Regions from separate parts of the Homo sapiens genome. Here region 2 is linked to region 1. Evidence: read pairs that join two places in POLR2A ChIA-PET (ENCODE). Cell type or tissue: Panc1. All regions are shown on one strand. Each heading gives the region's core, and the rest is flanking DNA. Links, peaks and the distances in the headings are about the cores only. Region 1 has its middle 260 kb from the start of SEMA3C. Region 2 has its middle 86 kb from the start of SEMA3C.

Region 1 (11,384 bases), core at 3,480-5,979:
CGGGCTCTTTTTTGGTTCCATATGAACTTTAAAGTAGTTTTTTTTTCCAATTCTGTGAAGAACGTCATTGTTAGCTTGATGGGGATGGCATTGAATCTATAAATTACCCTGGGCAGTATGGCCATTTTCATGATATTGATTCTTCCTACCCATGAGCATGGAATATTCTTCCATTTGTTTATGTCCTCTTTTATTTCGTTGAGTAGTGGTTTGTAGTTCTCCTTGAAGAGATCCTCCACATCCCCTGTAAGTTGGATTCCTAGGTATTTTATTCTCTTGGAAGCAACTGTGAATGGGAGTTCACTCATGATTTTGCTCTATTTTTGTCTGTTATTGGTGTATGGGAATGCTTGTGATTTTTGCATATTGATTTTGTATCCTGAGACTTTGCTGAAGTTGTTTATCAGCTTAAGGAGATTTTGGGCTGAGATGATGGGGTTTTCTAAATACACAATCATATCATCTGTGAACAGAGACAATTTGACCTCCTCTTTTCCTAACTGAATACCCTTTATTTCTTTTTCCTGCCTGATTGCCCTGGCCAGAACTTCCAACACTATGTTGAATAGGAGTGGTGAGAGAGGGCATCCTTGTCTTTTGCTTGTTTTCAAAGGGAATGCTTTCAGTTTTTGCCCATTCAGTATGACATTGGCTGTGGGTTTGTCATAAATAGCTCTTATTATTTTGAGATACGTCCCATCAATACCTAGTTTATTGAGCATTTTTAGCATGAAGGGCTGTTGAATTATATCGGAGGCCTTTTCTGCATCTATTGAGATAATCATATGGTTTTTGTCATTGGTCCTGTTTATGTGATGGATTACGTTTATCAATTTGTGTATGTTGAACCAGCCTTGCATCCCAGGGATGAAGCTGACTTGATCATAGTGGATAAGCTTTTTGATGTGCTGCTGGATTCGGTTTGCCAGTATTTTATTGAGGATTTTCACGTCGATATTCATCAGGGATATTGGTCTAAAAGGCAATCACGTAGTTTTTACTATTTCCATGATGAATGTCATTGGCATTTTGATAGGGATTGTAAAAATGTCCATAGCACCCAAAACATCTACAGAGTCATAGTCTTTAATAAATCCACATACTTGCAGCTCAATAAGAACAGATGAAGGGGCAGAGAATGAGGAATGATAAAGGAAATCACTTCATGGGAAGGACAGAACCTAATTCTCCCTGGAACTGGGGCAGTGGCTTATAGAAGAATGAGGCTTCTTAGTTCCAGGAATAGCTGAAATAGGGCCACATTGATGATTTTTCTGATTTCCCATTTTGAACTCCTGGAATTCCCTGAGAAACTCAAAGAATCCTCTACTTAGGAGCCTTAGGATATGAAGGTATAGACAGCTTGGGTAAAATAGATAGGTCACATAGTTTGGATATTTTTCCCTGCCCAAATCTCATGTTGAATTGTAATTCCCAATGATGGAGATGAGGCCTGGTAGTGAGTTGTTTTGTTCATGGGGACAGATGCCTCATGGGTTGGTGCTGTCTTTGCAATAGTGAGTGAGTTTTCTTGAGATCTATTCATTTAAAAGTGTGTGGTATATCTCCTCCTACTCTCTCTTTCTCTTGCTCCTGCCATGTGAGATGGTCTGCTAGCCCTACACCTCCCGCTATGATTGGAAGCTTCCTGATTCCTCCCCAAAGGCACATGCCAGCACCATGCTTCCAGTAGAGCCTGCGGAATTATGAGCCAATTAAACCTCCTTTCTTATAAATTATCCAATCTCAGGTATTTCTTTATGGCAATGCAAGAACACACTGATACAGAAAATTGGTACCAAGAAAAGGGCATTGCTATAACATACCTGATGATGTGGAAGCAGCTTTGGAACTAGGTAACAGGCAGAATTTTGAAGAGTTTGAAGGACTCAGAAGACAGGAAGATGAGGAAAAGTCTGGAACTTCTTAGAGTCTGTTTAGATGGTTGGGACCAAAATACTGATAGTGATATGGACAATGAAGTCCAGGCTGACAAAGTCTCAGATGGAAATGTAGAACTTATTGGGAACTGGAGCAAAGGTCATGCATGTTATATCTTAGCTAAGAACTTGGTTGCATTGTGCCCCTGCCCTAGGGATATGTGGAAGTTTGAACTTCAGAGTGATGATTAAGTGTATCTGAAGAAGAAATTTTTAAGCAGCAAAGCATTCAAGAGTTGGTCTGGCAGCTTCCAAACACCTATACTCAGATGTTGGAGCAAAAACATTACTTAATGTTGGAACTTCTATTTAAAATGGAAGCAAAGCATAAAAGTTTGAAAAAAAGGCAGCCAAGCATGTAGTAAAGGAAGAAAAAGCTTTTTCAGTAGAGGAATTCAAGCAGGCTGTGGAGCAACCACTTGCTAGAGATATTTGCATAACTAAAAGCAAGCCAAGTGCTAATATCCAAGACAATGGGAGAAGGGCCCCAAAGGCATTTCAGAGACCTTTATGGCAGCTCCTCCCATCACAGGCCCTGAGGTCTAAGAGGACTGAATGATTTTGTGGACCAGGCCCAAGGCCCTGATGCCCTACGCACCCTTGGGATACTGCTTTTCACATCCCGGCCACTCCAGCTCCAGTCAGGTTTAAAAAGGGGCTCAGGTACAGTTTGAACTACCACTTTAGAGAATGCAAGCTGTAAACCTTGGCTTCTACCTTATGTTAATCCTGTAGGTGCACAGAATGCAAGAGTGAAGTATAGTTGACAGTTGCCACCTAAATTTCACAGGACGTATGAGAAAGCCTGGGTGCCCAGGCAGAAGACTTTTGCAGGGGCAGAGCCCTCTCAGAAAACTTCTACTAGGGCACTGCCAAGGGGAAATGTGGGTTTGGAGCCTCCCACACAGAGTCAGTTCCCAATGGGGCACTGCCTAGTGGAACTGAGAGAAGGGGGCCATTGTCCTCCTTCTGTGGCCAGAATGGTAGATCCACTGTCAGCTTGAACTCTGTGCCTGGAAAAGCCACAGGAATTCAATTCCAACCCATGAGAGCAGCACTGGGGGGTGAACCCTGCAAAGCCACAGGGATGGAGTTGCTCAGGGCCTTGGGATACCACTCCTTGCAGCCATGTGCCATGGATGTGGGACATAGAGTCAAAGGAGATTATTTTGGAGCTTTAAGATTTAATGACTGCCCTACTGGGTTTTAAACTTGCATGGGTCCTGTAGCCCCTTTCTTTTGGCAGATATTTTTTGGGATGGCAATGTTTACCATTTGCCTATGCCTCCATTGTATCTTGGAAGTAAATAACTTGTTTTTGATTTCATGGGCTGATAGGTGGAAGGGACTTGCCTTGTCTCAGATGAGGCTTTGGACTTTGGAATTTTTGTTAATGTTGGAATGAGTTAAGACTTTGAGTGACTGTTGGAAAGGCATGATTGTATTTTACAATGTGAGAAGAACATGAGATTTGGGATAGGCCAGGGTGGAATGATATAGTTTGGATATTTGTCCCTGCCCAAATCTCATGCTGAATTGTAATCCCCAATGCTGGAGATGAGGCCTGGAGATGAGGCCAATTAAATTACCTAGTCTCAGGTATTTCTTTATAGCTACGGAAGAACAGCCTGATACAATAGGATTGCATCTGATGTGTCTCTGCTTCTACAACATCTAGCAAAGCATGCTGAATAATCGAATAAAAGCTTCCTTGCCTAAGCTCTGATGTTAACAATCTGTGCCCTGTCCTTGAATCTCAGTTTCCTCACTGGTTTTGTTACCAGGGGGTTCTTGTTCTTAGAGCTCCCAAGATGGTAGCAGGCCACTTCCAAGATGGCGGCAAGCCTCTTGTTCTCTGACCTGGGGTTCTTGGTCTCACAGATTCCAAGGAATGGAATCTTGGGCCATGTGGTAAGTGTTATAGCTCTATTCAGCTCAATTACGATGAACCCTGGGCACTTAGCCAGTGCAGGAACAATGGCGTGCCTCTAGCCCAATTGGGAGTGGCAATGGGCGCCGCCTTGCTGGATCAGAAGTGCAGCGGACACCCTGCCAGATCCGGAGGGGTAAAGTCAGCAGCAGGTCTGCGACAGCGGCAAACAGCAGTGGTGGACAGTGAGCAAAAGCTCAGTTCCAGCCATAACAAACACGGACCAGAAGAGTGTGCAGTTGCAAGATTTAATAGAGTGAAAACAGAGCTCCCATAAAATGGGAGGGGGCCCAAAGGGGGTTGCCGTTGTCAGCTCGAATGCCTGGGTTTATATCCCGATCATTGTCCCTCCCCTTGTGCTCTCAGGCGATAGTTGATTGGCTATTTCTTTACCTCCTGTTTTTGCCTAATTAGCATTTTAGTGAGCTCTCTTTACTACCTGATTGGTTGGGTGTGAGCTAAGTTGCAAGCCCTGTGTTTTAAGGTGGATGTGGTCACCTTCCCAGCTAGGCTTAGGGATTCTTAGTAGGCCTAGGAAATCCAGTTAGTCTTGACTCTCAGTTTGCTTCCAGAATAAAAATAATGAGTACAAACTCACTTTGAAATTTCAGAATACTACATATACATTATGAATATGTTAGAAATGATATATAGAAGGATTAAATATATATGTGTTACATAACTAACTTCATTGCTGCTTCTTAAATATATACAGATATAGTGTTTAATAGGCTAAAATACTGACAATATTCTTCTTAACATTTTTCTATGTAATAAAAGTGTAAAATATACTTCTATGTTCTATATCAGGCTTAGTAAAACTAGTTTTATTTTTAGTTAAAACCCATGACTTTATATTTTCTTACTCAGCATTTGGGCAAATAAAGGTAGCTCAACGGCATATACCAAGATAAGAGCTCCTGAATCTTCCAATAGGAAATAGGAAAAACAGTTTCTATTTTGATAGAGATTGATAAAGTTTCAGCTATAATTCTTAATATGGAGACTCTTTGAAAGCATTTGTCTTTTTGTTTACATCAGGCATCTGAGGATTCATTCTGTTTTGGAGAGACTATCCCCCAGTGTGCGTCTGGGGGAGAGGAAATGTTCCTTATCCAAATAAGTAAGCCAAAGGAGACAGACACAACTTCTTCCCATGTATGACAAACTAAGGTTCGAGCATGTGCCCTAGACTTGGTCAATAAGATCCTCACCAGAGACTTTGGATCATAAGCATTTCATACTGAGATGTAGAAGTAGTTGCAAAACCTTTCATTGCATTGAGTGCTCAACAGTGATGGTGGCCTTGTGAGCTTACCAATGTTAGGGAGTACACAGTGGCATCAATGTCACCTCTGCTGCTACTGATAGTATGTTAATTAGACTATTCCTGTACCAGGGCTTGGCTGTTCTCCCTTTCGTCTAGCCTCCTTTGGTGCTAATCTGTTTGCTAAAATTGATTGCCAAGTGTTTTTGTGAATTCTGTGAGCTATTTGATATCCATCCACTATATTCTTTTTTCTTTAGTTGGTGGGTATTAATTTTTATTCTGTGCAACAAGACTCTTTCCTTATTCATATACAGATACCTGTCAGAACATGTCTAATTGCTGGTACGTTAATGGCACATATAAAACAAATTCTTACCTTGCTAGTGATCACCTCCCGTGTACTTTACTTACTGTCTACGATTATTTTAAGTCACTAAGAGGCTTTTGAGTAGGTTATCAATGAGAGCTGTAATTATCTTCCAAAGGTTAAAAAAAGCATATATTCTACATCATTCACTGAATAATCACAGTACTGTGGCAAAATCATATATTACAAGCTAGCTATTTACTGTTATAAATTTCATTTTAAAATAGTCAAACATATATATACATAACACCATGAACTTTGGGAAAGAAAAAGGATATCATCCGAGCTGAAAATAAATGAACAAATGTGGTAGGATTATTTAGCATTTCTAAATACCTTTTTATATTACATTACTTTTTAAAACAGACATGTTTCAAAAGAAGACATACATGCAGCCAACAAGCATATGAAAAAAAGCTCAACCTCACTGATCATTACAGAAATGCAAATTAAAACCACAATGAGATACCATCTCACATCAGTCAGAATGGCTATTATTAAAAAATCAAAAAATAACAGATACTAGCAAGGATACAAATAAAAGGGAACACTGATACACTGTTGGTGGGAGCATAAATTAATTTAACCATCGTGGAAAGCAGTATTGCGATTCCTCAAAGAGCTAAAAACAGAACTACCAACCAACCTAGCAATCCCATTATTGAGTTTATACCCATAGGAATATAAATCATTCTGTCATAAAGACACATACACATGAATGTTCATTGCAGCCTTATTCACAATAGCAAAGACACAGAACCAACCTAAATGCCCATCAGTGACAGAATGGACAAAGAAAATGTGGTACATATGCACCACAGAATATTATGCAGCCATAAAAAAAACAAGATTACGTCTTTTGTGGGAATATGGTTGGAGCTGGAGGCTATTATCCTTAGCAAACTAACTCAGGAACAGGAAACAAAAATACCACGTTCTCACAAGTGGGAGCTAAATAATAAGAACTTATGAACACAAAGAAGGAAACAACAGACACTGGGTACTACTTGAGGGTGGAAGGTGGGAGGAGGGAGAGGAGCGGAAAAAAATAACTATTAGGCACTGGGTTTAATATCTGGGTAATGAAATAATCTGTACAACAAACCCCTGTGACTCGAGTTTACCTATGTAACAAAGTTTCACAGGTAGCCCTGAACTTAAAATAAAAGTTATTAAAAAACTATCATATTTTGCAGATGTTATGACTACTTGAATATTTTAAAATGTGCAACATTATTGAAAAATTGAGACATTTTTAGTAATTTGAAAATTTTGATTGTTTTTTCTCTTGATTTTTTTCAAACTATGACATACTTATGCAACACAATATAATTTAATTGTTAGGAAGCAGTTCAGTGAAAATAATAATGAAAAGGCAAACATACAAACAAAAACTTTTGTAGTCAGCAAACTTTTCTTTCAGTTCCCACTTCTCTTTTACCAATTACTTGTTGTGGTTAAACCACCTCACACCTTTGAATCTGGTTGCTTACCTGAAAAAAAAACATATATTCTAACAAAATTACTCTGAGGCCTTTAAACACTAGCTGAGGGAGTATTCTTGAATGTATGGACTGCCAGCTCTTAATTGTTGCAGAAATATTGTTATTGCTATTGCTATTGAAACCAGATTTCACCTAATCATGGATTTAACACATTTTTAAAAATTTATAATTTTTTTATTTTTTGATGTTTTAAATATAATAGGAAAATTGCTGTCTTTATTCTAATGAAAAGTAGTTATTTATCATTTCATTTTCATTTCTTGAATACAATTATTGCTTATTGCTCTTTGGAAGTTATCTGTTATTAACTTACTAGTATGTTGGCTTCTTTTTTCATCAGCCAGAATTGACATTTTATGTGTACAATATAAATGGGATAATATAATCCACAAATCATTTATTCTGCTTTGATTTCAAGTTTATCAACAGAGAAAATGCATTTCACTTAAGTCCAGGAAAAAAATATATCCATGGGCTATAATGAGATTGGCACTAAAAATCAGGGGATCCATTTGAAGTGCCAATTCTGCCCCTGTTTACTTGAGAGATTTATTTTATTTTTCTGAGTGGGTTATGTTTATTTAATTCAAAAAGGTAAGTGGTTAGATTTAATGGTTTTTAAATTTCTTGCCAATTTGAAAGTTTAATAAATATATATTTATATAGCAGATGTTTAGCAAAACAACTACTGTAGTGCCTTTTATTGAAGGGACTAAGTTGGGATTGATGGGACAGAGCATGTGTAAGAATATAACTACATATATGCGATTCTGCTAGAAAGTGGTGATCATCAGTTGGGGTAAGCTAGAGTACAAGTGTTGCAGTGTGATTTGTGAGGAGTGAAGCAGTTCTACCTGGCCTCAGATAAGTTTCTTCCCTTCCTATCCCCAACTGCACTGCTGTTTGAAACTCTCACAATAAAAGTCATAATAGTAAATACACTTAGGGCACCTTTTACCAAGAATGGACTTTGTGAAAATGCAGATTTGGAATTCTGTATTAAAATGAGGACAAGAATTTGGGGTTTCTGACATTCATTTATGGCCATCCATTAACATTATTATTTGTGTAAAAATATTAAATGTTATAATTCCCAGCATTCTGTGGCTAGAAAATGTAGCACAGAGATGAAAGAGCTGGAGTATCTATTTTCAGGAAATATATAGTCTCAGCTACACACAGAAAAGGATGTATTATAGTATTACAGAGCAATATGATAACATGGTAAATTACTTCAGTGTTCAGCACTTAAATTTTTGCCAACTACTAAAAATCCAAAAGACTAAATATGCACTTTACTTCTGAAAAGAAAGAAACTTCATAATGAGGTATCGATAATTCTCATTTAGTCATCAATAAAAGACAAAACAGAAAAACATTTTTTACCTCCTTGACTATTAGTAACTTAGTAAAACTGGCTGTTGCTGAAGGTCTTGAACCTTGTAACATGGCTCACAGTTAAGTTAGGTTTTTGAATTCCTATTATCTGATTCTGTCTTTGGGGGCTGGCTGCAGGAGTTGCCTCAGAAGAAGTCGAAGAGAAAATGACCTCTGAGGAAAGGTCTCTCGCTTAGCTCAGAAAATCTCCACCCTTCTTTAATGAGTCAGGATTCCTGGGTGGATCTTTGGCAAATCAATCCAGGGCCATCTGTTAAAAAGAAATGAAAAAATAACCTGTCTCTTTTCTAGATTATTATGTCTCAGCTAAAGCAATAGGAGAAAAGTTGGACAAAACAAAGTATATCAGAAGAAGAATTAAGAAATAGATGTTGAAATAGCTTAACTTTTTAGTTCAGGAATGCCAAACTAATTTTTCAATCCATAGTTAATGCATTTGTCAACCCCGTGAACTTTACCTTTTACTTAAAATAATGAATATGCATAATTGTAAAAGTCAAATTTCTCTCTAAAGCATAAGGTAAAATACTCCAGTCCATTAATGCCTCCACTTGCATTTCATTGCCCACCTCCAAGAGTACTATTCTCCAAATCCAATTACTGTAACTTCAACTCTTTTAACTGTTTCATCTGGTCTTCATATCCATATATCTAAGTAATGTGCTATAGTGGGCACTTGTGAGGCACCACTTCCTTAGACCACTTAACAGTTTCACACATATTTGCCAGTGTCCAGTATCTAGCTACTCTATACACAAAAAGTCATTCAGCCATAAGCTTGTACAATAATGGAGTGCAGAATTTGATGTCCCCTAAAAACCCTTCAAATAATGAGATGAGCATAAGGACATAGGTGCACAGCTTCCTCATCCTTTGGTGGATAATTCTAAGACATGCCCTGCATGATACCTTAATGGGATATCACCAGAGGGATAGTCTCTGAGTTATTTACAGTAGTAACCAACTTGATAACATGGTAGTTACTGCCAGTTAACACTTCCCTGTCTTACTTTTCCCATAATCTCACTTTTATTTTCTGAGATTGCCTTTCCTATTCACTATATATTCCTAGGTCCTTACCTCTGGTTTGGCTTTCACAGTGAAGCCAAACCAGGACAGCTTGTTACACAGAGTCTGGAAAGCAGCCCTTCATGTTGGGATTCTGGAATTGGGTCACTGCCGAGTCAGATTTCAATAAGGAAAACATACTTGGTAAGTAGGGTGGTGACAATTGTTAATATGCTTCAACATCACATTTCCTGAGACTCCCAGATGTATTACACTGGAATGAGACAGAGATGGAAGAATCAGCACTGATTACAACAATGCTTCTCCAAGTGTAGTCCCTGGACCAGCAGCATTAGAACCACCTGGGAACTTGCTAGAAACACACATTCTTTTCACTTCCCTAGACATATGAAATAGAAATTTGAGGGATGGGGCCCAGAATCTGCTATTTAAGAAGGCTTCTAAGTGACTCAAATGTATGTTAAAGTTTGAGATCCACTATTATACCGGAATCACTTTGAAATTCTGACAATAGTGAAGGACTGGTGAAAATAAGGTGCAGATACTGGGACTGCCTTGGCAAAGTATGAAGGTAAGTGGCTAAACGCTCCAAAAATTGGGCACGTGAGAAAATTGGGCAAAAGTTGGGCCCATCTGTTAAAAGCAAACAAAAAAGTAACCTGTTTTTTTGAGATAAAAATTTGAGTTAAAAAAACTGGGCCCAGTACCTAATGAACTTATTATGTGAGACCAGAAATTGTCTATGTTTCCTAGGTCCTGGGAATTAACTATGTTCCCTACGTGGCCCAGAAGTTATTTCTTTCCCTTAGGCAATTAGAAATGGATGCACTAGTGAGGGGGTATCGGCATAATTGACAGGCTCAATGTAGTTGTCGTGTATAGTATAGGATTGAAGGTAAGAGAAACTACCCTGGAATTAGACTTATTATCAATAGACCTGATATGTTCCCATAATAGGCAAAAGCAAGTGATGATACTTACCCATCAGACACAAAGTAGGTGCAATTACCATTATAGCAAGAAAGAGGTGGCAGTCTTGGTGTTTTAATTTGCAAAGCTCTGTATGATGGCTAATATATTATATTATTTCCAGTGGTGAGAAAGATAGGCTCCTAACTAAGATATTGTTTGACTTGTATAACCAGATTTAAAAAATATTAAAACTAAAAAACTTTTGTAACCAAAAAAAATTCTTTAAAAATAAAAGGCTTTCTACCACCAAGATGAAAAAATCATAATCTCTTGCCGAATTTCTAGATTTGAGCCAAGTGACAAACTCAGGACCTATTGTTCTAAAAGGAGTGTGGCTTTCTCTGAAGAAGGGCTCTGACAGTCTCACTGCAATCACGTACAACATTATCCAAACCTTCCTCTAAAGGACCTAAAGATATCTTGTGATGTAGACACCCAGATCTTTTGAGGGTTGTGGCCTACACAGTTTGAGCTGACACTACCTGTGGACCTGACATATCACCATGCCTCCTCAGTTAGAGAACTATAAAGGCCAGATGATAAATGGAGTTGGGTCCCAAGTTTATTTCATAGTGGTTTCAGTGGGATGGTGGACCCATCCTGTGATCGTTTTTCCAACCCCAAAGTATATAATTGGGGGGATTATACTGAGCAACAGGCAAAACTCCCACATTGCATCTCTAGTTTGTGGAGTAAGAGCTACTATGATAGTAAAAATATTCAACTGGAAGCCCGTAAAATATCCCTCCCCCTTGTTCCCACTCAAGATAGTAAATCGGAAGCAAAACTACATGCCAGGAGGAATTACAGAGTTTGGCACAACCCTCAAAGAATTAACAGGGATGGTTTTCCTCATTGTATCAATGTACATTCCTTCTATTTCATGGCAAGAGAAGTCAAACGGATGTGAAAGAGGATAATGGATTACCCTAAACTTCATAAAGTGTTAGCCCCAACTGCAGTTGCTGTGCCT
Region 2 (11,384 bases), core at 4,443-6,942, 180 kb before region 1:
TTGCTCCCCCAGGATAGCATTGCGTCATTTCTGGAGTGTCTTAGGATTGCCATCTTTAGGTTCTCATAATTCTCTATACTTCTAACATTGCGCTTTGGGATTTTACTTATATTACATATCTATCTACCTTCCCTCCTGTAAATTCTTTATTTTTAATGGCAGAGCATTGTATGTCTTGTATATCACAGTATTCCCTAGAAGGGCTACCATATTGCACACATCCAGTGGGCACTATTGGCATGCAATTCTCTGACACTGAGCAGCAAAATCCCCATTCCGCAACATCATTAAAACTTGGTAAGTGCTTAAGTAATTTTGAATAAGTAATTCATGTCATGCATTTCTCCGTCTTTCCTACAACTTTACTTAAAATCCATGAATAGAACCTCTGTGTTCTATTCAATTCCAAGAACATAATACAGTACAGTATAACAAATCTCTTTTGTACTGGGGGAAACTGATGATGAAGCAAGTGCTACTCAGAAGAGGATATAATTTCCATCAACCCAGTTCAAATATCCATACAAGATAGAGACATGATAAAGATGTGAATAGTAGAGAAGATATAAAAGTTTGGGCTGAGGAAGAAACAAGGGGACGTGGACATGTATTCATTCAGTTATTCCACAAATACTCACTGAGCACCAACTCTATAGGTGCTGTTCTAGATGCAGGGAACACAGGGTTGTATGAAACAAAATAAACAGTGAGTTAGTAAATAAATGACAAAGAAGGTCAATATTTAAATAATAAGTATTATAAAAAATGCAGGAGAGCCACAGGATACAACATGATAGAGGCATGTGTTTATCTAATACAATTTGATCGGGGATTGACCTCTCTGAATAATGAAGAATGAGTATATAAAGATACTGAAAAATAATTACAGGAAAGGAAACACCATCCCAAGGCAAATCAGGTAATACTAGTTATTCTTGAGTTTATTGGATGAAACAAAGAAAATGGATGATAAAGGTATAATATAAAAATAAGACTTAGGGCTGTGTTGAATTCACTAATACACATTCATCTTACGAATATTGGCACTTTACAAACAGTAGAAAACTGAAGTTCTATGTACTCTGCTAAGCACTTTACATTTAACCATCTCAACAATCATATGAAATAAGGAATATTATTACCCCCCTCTTACACATGAGGATATTTAGGACAAAAACTTAAGAGGTTTTCCCGGCCGGGCGCAGTGGCTCACGCCTGTAATCCCAGCACTTTGGGAGGCCGAGGTGGGCAGATCACGAGGTCAGGAGATCCAGACCATCCTGGCTAACACAGTGGAACCCCGTCTCTACTAAAAATACAAAAAATTAGCCAGCGTGGTGGCGGGCACCTGTAATCCCAGCTACTCGGGAGGCTGAGGCAGGAGAATGGCGTGAACCCAGGAGGCAGAGGTTGCAGTGAGCTGAGATTGTGCCACTGCATTCCAGCCTGGGCGACAAAGCAAGACTCCACCTAAAAAGAAAAAAAAAAAAAAAAAAAGGAAGAGGCTTTCCCAAGGTCATGCAACCGACAAATGTTCTTGGATTTGAATACAGGAAGTATAGTAATAGAATCTGTGATTTAATCAGGTAAATATATACGTGGTCTCTGACATTTCCAATGTTAATGTTATATGAAGATATTTAGACATAAGGAGAACTATGATTTTTAAAATTTAAATTATTTAAATAATTACTTATTGTCAATTATTTGGTTTTCCTCATTGAAAAACATTAATAATATAATTACTTGTATTCTTTTCCTTATTGTGTGCTGTGTAACTGAAATGTTTGTGTAAGAAATAAGTATAAAAGAGTGTAATCAATGCAATTTTTACCTTTCTCACAGTTGTTGACATCATTTGGCATCACAAAGTTAGCTATGGTAGTTGATGTCAACTATGGCACCCAAATAATTGGGTCAACTTTACTTTGAGTAAATAATAATTTATGAATTTTTATCAGCTATAACTTTAATGTTAGTCAAATATGCTTGTAATACTTTCTGAGAAAAGAAACAATAGGAAATAACACTTAAGGCTTTGTACATCTATTTATATTATGTTGGGTTTAAATATGATTCACGTAAATATTTGTATTTTTATTTTGAGACGGAGTCTCGCTCTGTCGCCCAGGCTGGAGTGCAGTGGCGTGATCTCGGCTCACTGCAAGCTCCGCCTCCCGGGTTCATGCCATTCTCCTGCCTCAGCCTCCCAAGTAGCTGGGATTACAGGCGCCCGCCACCACACCCGGCTAAGTTTTTGTATTTTTAGTAGAGACGGGGTTTCACTGTGTTAGCCAGGATGGTCTGGATCTCCCGACCTCGTGATATGCCTGCCTAGGCCTCCCAAAGTGCTGGGATTACAGGCGTGAGCCACCACGCCCGGCCATATTTTTAAAGTATTAATAAGTGTAGTAGTAGATGAAACCCTAAAAGAGAATATTAAAAATAGAATCAGCATCTTGTACAGCACCTCCCCCACAAGATAATAATGTATTACAAAGAGTAATTTTTGATAGTTTTTCTGGATACTTCTTGGAATTCTTCCCTTGGGCAATGTTAACATTGAAACATCAACAGGGTTATTAATGAAAGTATCCAAAGCAGTGAACAAATAGAGTCAACTTAATTCATAGAATAGTTACATTAATTTCATTTATTAAAAGTTTGGCTATTATTTGTACACACTCATACATCACAGCTCAGTGAATGAAAATCTGGTTCCCAAACTGCTGCTTGTCCTGAAACTGCTATTTTTCCTTAAACATTTTTTAAAACTTTGCTTCCACTTTTGTTTATTTAAATTTACTAGTAACAATGGTGCCACCTATCCATCTGCTCTTGGCATGTTTTCTGCTATGTACAAATAATTCTGTCCAAGTGCTTTATCCCAACCAAAGCCATGTTAGTAGAAATGATAAATTTAACAGGTATGCATGGTAATAGTTGGAAAAACACTGACTTGGGAAGATCACAACTAGAAAAGAATTTTAATGCTAAAAGCCACTCTGAATGTTCCAGTGGGCAGTGCCAAGCAGAAGCACAGAAGATGACAGATGGTAAATATATTCTCACCAACTGACAATTGCAATTTCCTTGGCCAATGATTCTCTAAGTCATGCAGTTTCCAGGTCAAATAGACTTCATTCTACTTCTATGCTTAAAAAATATATATAATTATATTTAATGAAGAAATGTTTTGAGCTACTAGAGGGTATCTTGGTAGGCATAATGAAAATATAAACAATTATTAAATATTTTAAGACACTGAAAAATCTATTTGATCATACATATTGTGTCATACTATTCTTGAATGTTTTGAGTATTATAGAAACCTCAGCTAATGCCTTTAGTCTTCGGAAAAAATATTTTTCCACAATGGAAACTAAAACACAAAATCATTTGGTACTATCTTGCAAAATTACATGTTTTTATGGGAATTAAAATTAGATCAATGATTAAAATGTCTAAGAGGCAATTATTATATCCAGCTTTTGCTGTATGCATTATATAAATTATAAAAAAAAACAGTGAGTTTCTCTAGACTGGTATGAATTAGATTATTTAAAATAGGTATCACTCTGCTTTCTTTTACTATTGCTATGTTACAGAAATGGAATTCTTTATTCTAACATTAGTAAAGAGCATCACCTGCTCACCTAGAAAAATATGATCATTGGCTGCTGTTCAGATATGTAACACATTGAAATGCTGACAGTGCTGGCTAGTCCAACACAACAATCTTTCTTCATTTCAATTATACTATTACATGGCAGTCAACATTTTAGAGTAAACAATCCCTCTAAAAATAGGGTGTATCCAAAGGAAATTGACCTACCCTGTACAGAGGGTCGAGACCGTCATGTTGAAAGGCATCTACTCTCCCAAGACTGGCAGGATTTCCTATGCCATTTTTTTTCCTTCATTCGCTCTGAGAATAGGACTGAGAAGTTTTGCCAGATAAAAATCTCACTGAGGCTTTGATGCTAATAGTTTTCAGTTCCTAATTTACATTAAACTGTAGCTCTGCCAGCTTCAAAAGTACAACTGAGTACAAAGCCAGATGACCTTAAATAACTCCAAGAATGAGCAGTCACCTGTGCATTACTAATTTACATACTAAACTCCAGAGCTGCTTAAAAATTTTAGAAAGAAAATAATTTAATAATTTGCCTATGACATGATCCCATGTAGTACCAAAGCTGATAATGTAGATCAGAATATAGATAGGACTGCCTCAATACGTGTATCTGTGCTATCTTATTAATCCAATAATTGCCAAATTTCCACATAATTTCCATTCCACTCCAAACTATAGTATCAATAAAGGTTAATTGGATTCCATTTTCTTATTTTATCTGTTAGTTTGAGGGAGAGATATGTCACCCTGAATGTTAGTGGCTTAAAACAACAACTATTTTTTGGCTCACAATTCATCAGGCTGCAATATGGGCTGGATTTCATGAGTGGCTCTTCCAAAGAGCTGAGTTAATCTCACGCATTCATCAGCTATTACCTAGAAACTGATTGGGGCTGGCTGATCTAGAATGATCTCATTCATAGTCTCAATGGCTGGCTGGTAGCTGGCTAGTACAACAGTGGTGACTGGGTCATGGGTCTCTCTTCATCCAGCAGACTGGTCCGGGCTTACTCATGTAGTGGTTGCAGAGTTCCATGAGCAACAAGAAAAAAAACAATCCCCAAAGCATAAGCATTTCCAAGTTTCTGTTCATTTGCTATTGTCCCATTCACTAAAACAAGTCACATGGCCAACCCCAGCATTAGAGTGGGTGAGTACTCAGGATTATAGGGCAAAGACAGTGTGGATACCAGGGAGAAGAATGATTCATAGCTATATTATATGCAGTCTATCATACTTATTAACTGTGGTCAGTTTAACATATAGAAGTGAGCTGAGCTCTGAGTTTACTGCTTTAGCAATGTTTACTGGAAAACAAGGCCAAAAACTGCTATAATATTCAGCTTTCAGTAGGTCAAAAATTCAGATGAATAACTTAATCTACCAATTTAACATTGACTAATGTTGATTGAGCATTTACTGTGTACAATATATGAGCATTTTACCCACATTTTTTCATTTGACTTAGAAAAGGGAGTATGGTATTTATGAGTGTAGACTTGAAGTCAGACTGCCTGTGTTCAGTCCTAGGGGATCCAAATACTCTGAAGATATATTTACTTCCTTTTCAATATTCTATGGAAGGATCTTAACTTCTTGCTCTGAGCTGAACTTGTTTACTTCCTGGAAGCTCTTATTTCTATCAAGTAACAGATTGACCTTTTGCTGAAAAGAAGATAAATGTAAATATAACAAAAAAAATTAAACAGACACATTCTGAAAATCAATATCTGTTAAATCATGGGTCAAAGAAGCCAAAAATTTCTATTAAATGAGACATCTTGGCAAGGTACATCAAAATAGTTCTTATATTTACACATTCTATAATAGCAACTGACATTAATTTTTCACCTGACATATGAAATTGTCTTTTGTTGTCTCCATGTGTTTCCTGACCAAAATATCTTTTTCTTAGCTGCCACACATCTTAATGTGTCACCTTCTTTATTGTTCAGCTCATGTGATTTTCATTATCTATCCCTGGTATTGCAACAATACCTCTTCAATCCTGACTACCACACTGACACCAACGTCCTAAAGTGAATGGAACAAGGTGCTACACTATTCCTGCTTCTAGCTACTTATATCCGCTAATGTGGAGCGGTCCAGGGAGAAACTCTGACCAGCCTGACCACTGGGAAAACAGTGTGGAGCCTCAGAAAGTTCACCCAGATTGCAGGAGGGAGGAGCTTGGCCTCTCCTATTCCAGGGTGGGAACTGGGATTCAATCTGTGAGGCGGGAGGCCAGCCAGCAGGACTCAGGCTTTGCAGAGAGTCCCTGTTTCCCTTTTTTTCCTTTTCACCAAATAAATTCCATGTTTCTCACCCTTCAAAGTGTCTGTGAACCTAACATCTCATGGCCATGGGACAAAGACCCCGTCTTTTGCTGAACAAAGGAGGAAATCCTACAACACTAATATATGTTAGTAGTGATGATTCTCCTGGCTGAATGTCTTGAGGTAATATAAACTGTAGCACAAACATATTCTCTTTTCACAGACCGGTTTTATTTCTGTGGAGTCCAGATTGCCTGGAGAAAGAAAGGTTCTTCCAAGAGAAAACTTAACCAAAGAGGAGGATCAGAATGGTGAGCCCGATGCAGAGAGAAGGATAGCTGGAAGAGCTAAGGAAGACCCAGTGCAGATTCATGAGATATGCTTTTTTTTTTTTTTTTTTTGAGAGGGATTCTCGCTCTGTCCCCCAGGCTGAGTGCAGTGGCGTGGTATCAGCTCACTGCAAGCTCCGCCTCCCAGGTTCACGCCATTCTCCTGCTTCAGCCTCCCCAGTAGCTGGGACTACAGGTGCCCGCCACCACACCCGGCTAATTTTTTGTATTTTTAGTAGAGATGGGGTTTCACCACGTTAGCCAGGATGGTCTCAATCTTCTGACCTCGTGATCCACCCGCTTTGGCCTCCCAAAGTGCTGGGATTACAGGCGTGAGCCACCTATCCTGGCTGAGATATGCTGATTCTAACCCAACTTCCTTATCATCACATTTGAATGCTAGAAATTAGAGATTCTGCCTACAATTCGAAAGATCTGCTCAGGAATATAACCTTTTAAAATGGAAGTAACTTTGGTTTAGGATCTGTTTACCAAGTTGAGTGTTACAGAAGACTGTTGTTTTCTCACTTCATTAGAAAGGGTATTGCTCATCTACTTTAAGGTCCAAAAGTAGTTTTCCACTTTTACTCAGGAGTGGTACATTCCAGCCCCACCAGATCCTAGGTGACAAAAATGGCCTCACAAAAATGCACTGGGAACCATGAGCATCGCAATTTGGAAAACTGGACTGGCTACACAGGTCCAACTCGGCCACCAGAAAGCATTGAAAGAACAGTTTCAAAAATTTCTGTAATATTCTTCATCCTAATCAGTTTTTTATTGGACATCCTAAATAGACATAACATGGAAAACTCTGCTTTTTCTTATTTTGTAAAAGGAGAAAGAAGGTAGAAGTTGATATCCGAGATTTACCAATAACCAATGCTCTCCTGGTAATGACCTCAGAGAAACACAGTATCTGTGGATCTGCAGGAGGCCTGGGCCAATGAATCCCAGCTCCACTGCTCCCAGGAGCAAATTACAAGTCAAAGTGATTCATGGGCATCAATATTCTTGCAGGCAAACAAGGGGTTTTGGAACATGGAGATTTTGGTGTTAATGTCAACACACAACATCAGCAGTGGCTGGAATAATAAGGCTTGAGTCCATGTTGCATAGAGATAAAGAAACTGAGGCTCCTGTCACAGCTCTAAATTAAAAATCGTATTAATGAAATGATAAAATAAGTAAAAATTGATATCTTTATTATTATTCCGAATTAACAAACACTGTTGTGGATGAGTCTAAACATCAGTGTAAATTGTTACCAGATTTTTCTTCTTTCTACCTGAAAGCACATAAAATATGCTTTTTAAATGTGTACAATATGGTTTAATAAATTTGGATTCCTCCTCCATTCTTTCTCCTCCCTTTAGCTCTTGGCTGACCTAACTGGGACTGGAGCCACTCCCTTCATTTTCCAGCAGAGAACATATTTATTCTTCTAACTTACGGTAGCCTGAGGTTTCTAATCAAATCCAAGGATTTAGGATTTAGCTTGAAGGCATCACCACAACACATTACAGTACAGATAAGTTGCTTTAAGTGTCACTCTCTATAAAGTTTCTAGAATACATTAATAATTGAGGCTATTTTCTCAAAGTTCTGATTGTTTTAACAGTTTCAACTGATATTTAATCAAATGCTATTTTTAAATTAACATTATTATTTATTTTATTTTATCCATATTTCTTTTTAAATCAGTACTTGGATAAATAAAATTCCTTCCCCATGGCATAAATTCAACTCTATTTGTTGAACAAATAGAGACTCTGTTTTGGGGAATATGTAGAAATCCAGGTACTAGAGAGAAAGAATTGTGCTCTCTATTTATTTACACTAGAATGTTTTACATATAATGGAAGTTCAGTAAACTACTACCGAATTGAACTAAAGCATATTTTTATTTCTGCTTTTAAAATATTTTCAAAAACTAGACTATAGGTTTAGATAGGCTAACAATTTATGTAGATATCAATAGTCCTGACTTCAAAATAAGTGTTAAAGAAGCTCAGTGGCAGCAAAAAAATGTGAGATGATTTCAGAATACCCTTCCACCTGTCAGACAGGATAAGACACATGCTAAATATGGAGAAACAGCCAGTGATTTGTTACTCTGGTGATGGATCCATGGATATTTGAAAAAGTATAAACCTGGGGCCAGATGAAAATAAAAAAAAAAAGCATAGATAGCACCAAAATTTTGCTTAGCCATGTCTAAAAGATGTAAAAAATGAAGAATATTTTAATATTGGTGGAATTGGAGGAAGGATTCAAAAGCAGATAGGTAAATGGTACCAGGAGATTAGAAGACTGGGATGCAAAAGTGGATAATTCAGCCATTTAGAGAAGATTACAAGGACATGAAGCTCAGTCACTGTAGGAATCTCTAAATTGGGTTGATATTGTGAAAAGAGCATGAGCATTAGAATTAGACAGACCTGGAATTTAATCTTGTCTGTGGCTTTTAGCACATTAAATAATGTGTTTAAGCCTCAGTTTATTTCAAAAGTTGGAACAATGACATTAAATATGTTTGAAATATCTAGGACAGTACCTTTCACATTGTAGAGGCTCAGTAAATACTAATATGTATATTCTTATGAATCCATAATGAGTAGATGTATAAGCTGTAACACCGTTCCATGGAGAATCAAGGTCAAAGGAAAGTATCCTCTAGGACAGATAGATTGTGATATGGTATACCAAGATGACCTTGAGTTCTGAGGAACCAGGACCAAGACTATTAACTGCTGAGACAGACAGCAGTTATCTACTTGGAAAGTTTGGTACAGTATATGAATGTCCTTATTTTCCCAGTTAAACAGATTTTTTTTTAGATGGAGTCTTGCTCTGTCGCCCAGGCTAGAATGCAGCGGTGTTACCTCGGCTCACTGAAAGCTCCGCCTCTCTTATTATTATTATTATATTATTATTATATTACCCAAATAAATATGTAATTGCAAACTGAGATTTAAAGATCTATAATTGAAATTAATATACTTTTTAAAAGACTATGAGGGAGACTCAATTGAAACTGGAAAGTCAAGGAAGTTCATTCTGAGGAAGCGAATTTAGACTGATATCGAAAGGACAAAAAGGCAAAGAATCTCAGAAAGTAGACTATTCCGGTAGAGGACTCACATTTAAGGAGTCTTTGCAGTAGGAAATGGATGGAGGAGCAGTGTGGCTGGCTGGCACATAATGACCATGGGTCAAGTAGAGACATGAATTTGGAAGGGTCATGTTAGTCAGGAAATGTCTGGGTTTTACTTTAAATGCAATGGGAAGCTATTAAAAGCTTTAAAGATGAAAGACCTATTAAAATTCCAACATTAAGTAATAGACTGGCAACTTAACAATGTTGAAAGGTTGACTGGAGGAAGAAATCGTGAATTTGAGGCTTCTAGGCTTAAGTAGTCCAGACAAGCAATGAGGGTGGCTTGGATGAGGGTATTGACAAAAAATGGATGGTAGTGGTCAGATTTCAGGTGCCCTTGGGAAAGTTAGATTATTTGAGCTTCACTTTTATCCACATTAAATGAGTGTAACAGTAGATATTTAATTGAGATATTATTGATAAAGGAGATAATTGTAACCTTAGTTTTTTGTTGTTGTTTGTTTGTTTTTTGAGACGGAGTCTTGTTCTGTCGCCCAGGCTAGAGTGCAGTGGCAAGATCTTGGCTCACTGCAACCTCCACCTCCCAGGTACAAGCAATTCTCCTGCCTCAGCCTCCCCAGTAGCTGTGATTACAGGCGCACACCACTATGCCCAGCTAATTTTTGTATTTTTAGTACAGATGGAGTTTCATCATGTTGGTCAGGCAGGTCTCAAACTCCTGACCTCAGGTGATCCACCCGCCTCAGCCTCCCAAAATGCTGGGATTACAGGCCTGAGCCACCGTGCCCGGCCTAACATTAGTTTTAATAAGAAATCTGTTGGCCGGGCGTGGTGGCTCCTGCCTGTAATCCCAGCACTTTGGGAGGCCAAGGTGAGCTGACCACAAGGTCAGAAGATGGAGACCATCCTGGTTAACACAGTGAAACCCCGTCTCTACTAAAAATACAAAAAATTAGCTGGGCGTGGTGGTGGGCGCCTGTAGTCCCAGCTACTTGGGAGGCTGAGGCAGGAGAATGGCATGAACCTGGGAGGCGGAGCTTGCAGTGAACCCAGATCACACCACTGCACTCCAGCCTGAGTGACAGAGAGAGATTCCGTCTCCAAAAAAAAAAAAAAAAAAAAAAAGAATTTATCACAATTTACTTGTCAATGTTACCTTTGACATACATTCAGATATTTTTCCTGGTTTGGGGCTCTTTTAAATAATGCTTCTATGAACGCTCTTGAACAAGTTGTGTGATGCATATATGTGTGCAGTTCCCTTGGGTGTATGTCTAGGAATGGAATTGTTGGGTGTGTGTATTTGTAGCGTTAGCAAATATTGCCAAACAGTTTTTCAGCCTAATTTTCATCTTTTTACATTCCTATTGGCAGTGTATAAAAAGTATTATAGTTTAAATCTGCACCAACTTATCATGGCCTTTTTCAAATTTAGCCATTCTTTTAGGTGCTTAATGATGATACATGGTAGTTTAAGTCTGAATTATTTGATGAGTAATGATGTTAAAAATCACTTTTTAAATATTTTAAATGAACATTTGGATATCATCTTTTGTCATGTACCTAATCAATCATTTATTCTTTTTTCCTTTAAACTAGAGATTCTGTTTGTTTTTTTTCTCATTGGTTTGTGGGAGTTTTTTGTGTATGCATTATGAATACAAGCCTTTGGCAGATTGATATATTGCCACATCTTCAACTCTGAGGCTTTTTCAGTTTTGGTGATATCTTTTGACGAACTGAAATATTTAATTTTAGTGAGGTTGAATTTATTAATTTTTTGTTAATTTGTAGTGCTTTTAGGTCCTGCTTAAGAAATGTTTGCTTACTTCAAATAAGAAAGAAAGCTACTCTCCCATCTTAATAAAGTTTTAAAAACGTATTGTTTACCTTTTACATTTAGGTCTGCAAACATTTGAAATTGACTTTTGTGTATGGTGTATGCTGGAGATAAAGTTTATTTCATTTTTCCATGTGAATATCCAACTGAATCAATGCCATGCATTGAAAAGACTACTTTT

Evidence for each region. Peaks named below come from ENCODE experiments on the same cell type or tissue, not always from the same donor. Only the 100,000 strongest peaks of a DNase experiment are listed, where the experiment ranks them.
Region 2: POLR2A ChIA-PET joins it to region 1 with 13 read pairs; 1 of 35 experiments calls an interaction of 5 or more read pairs at or near these places.

The regions. Positions count from the first base shown.
Region 1 is chr7:81,178,309-81,189,692 of GRCh38, forward strand. No RefSeq gene overlaps it. Among named protein-coding and RNA genes, the nearest start is that of SEMA3C, 260 kb to the left of the region's middle. RefSeq lists an enhancer at 2,135-2,683. In Panc1, for the core only: no CTCF peak of the experiment used is centred there; no DNase peak of the experiment used is centred there; H3K27ac peaks cover 1,623 bases.
Region 2 is chr7:80,999,602-81,010,985 of GRCh38, forward strand. No RefSeq gene overlaps it. Among named protein-coding and RNA genes, the nearest start is that of SEMA3C, 86 kb to the left of the region's middle. In Panc1, for the core only: no CTCF peak of the experiment used is centred there; no DNase peak of the experiment used is centred there; H3K27ac peaks cover 1,752 bases.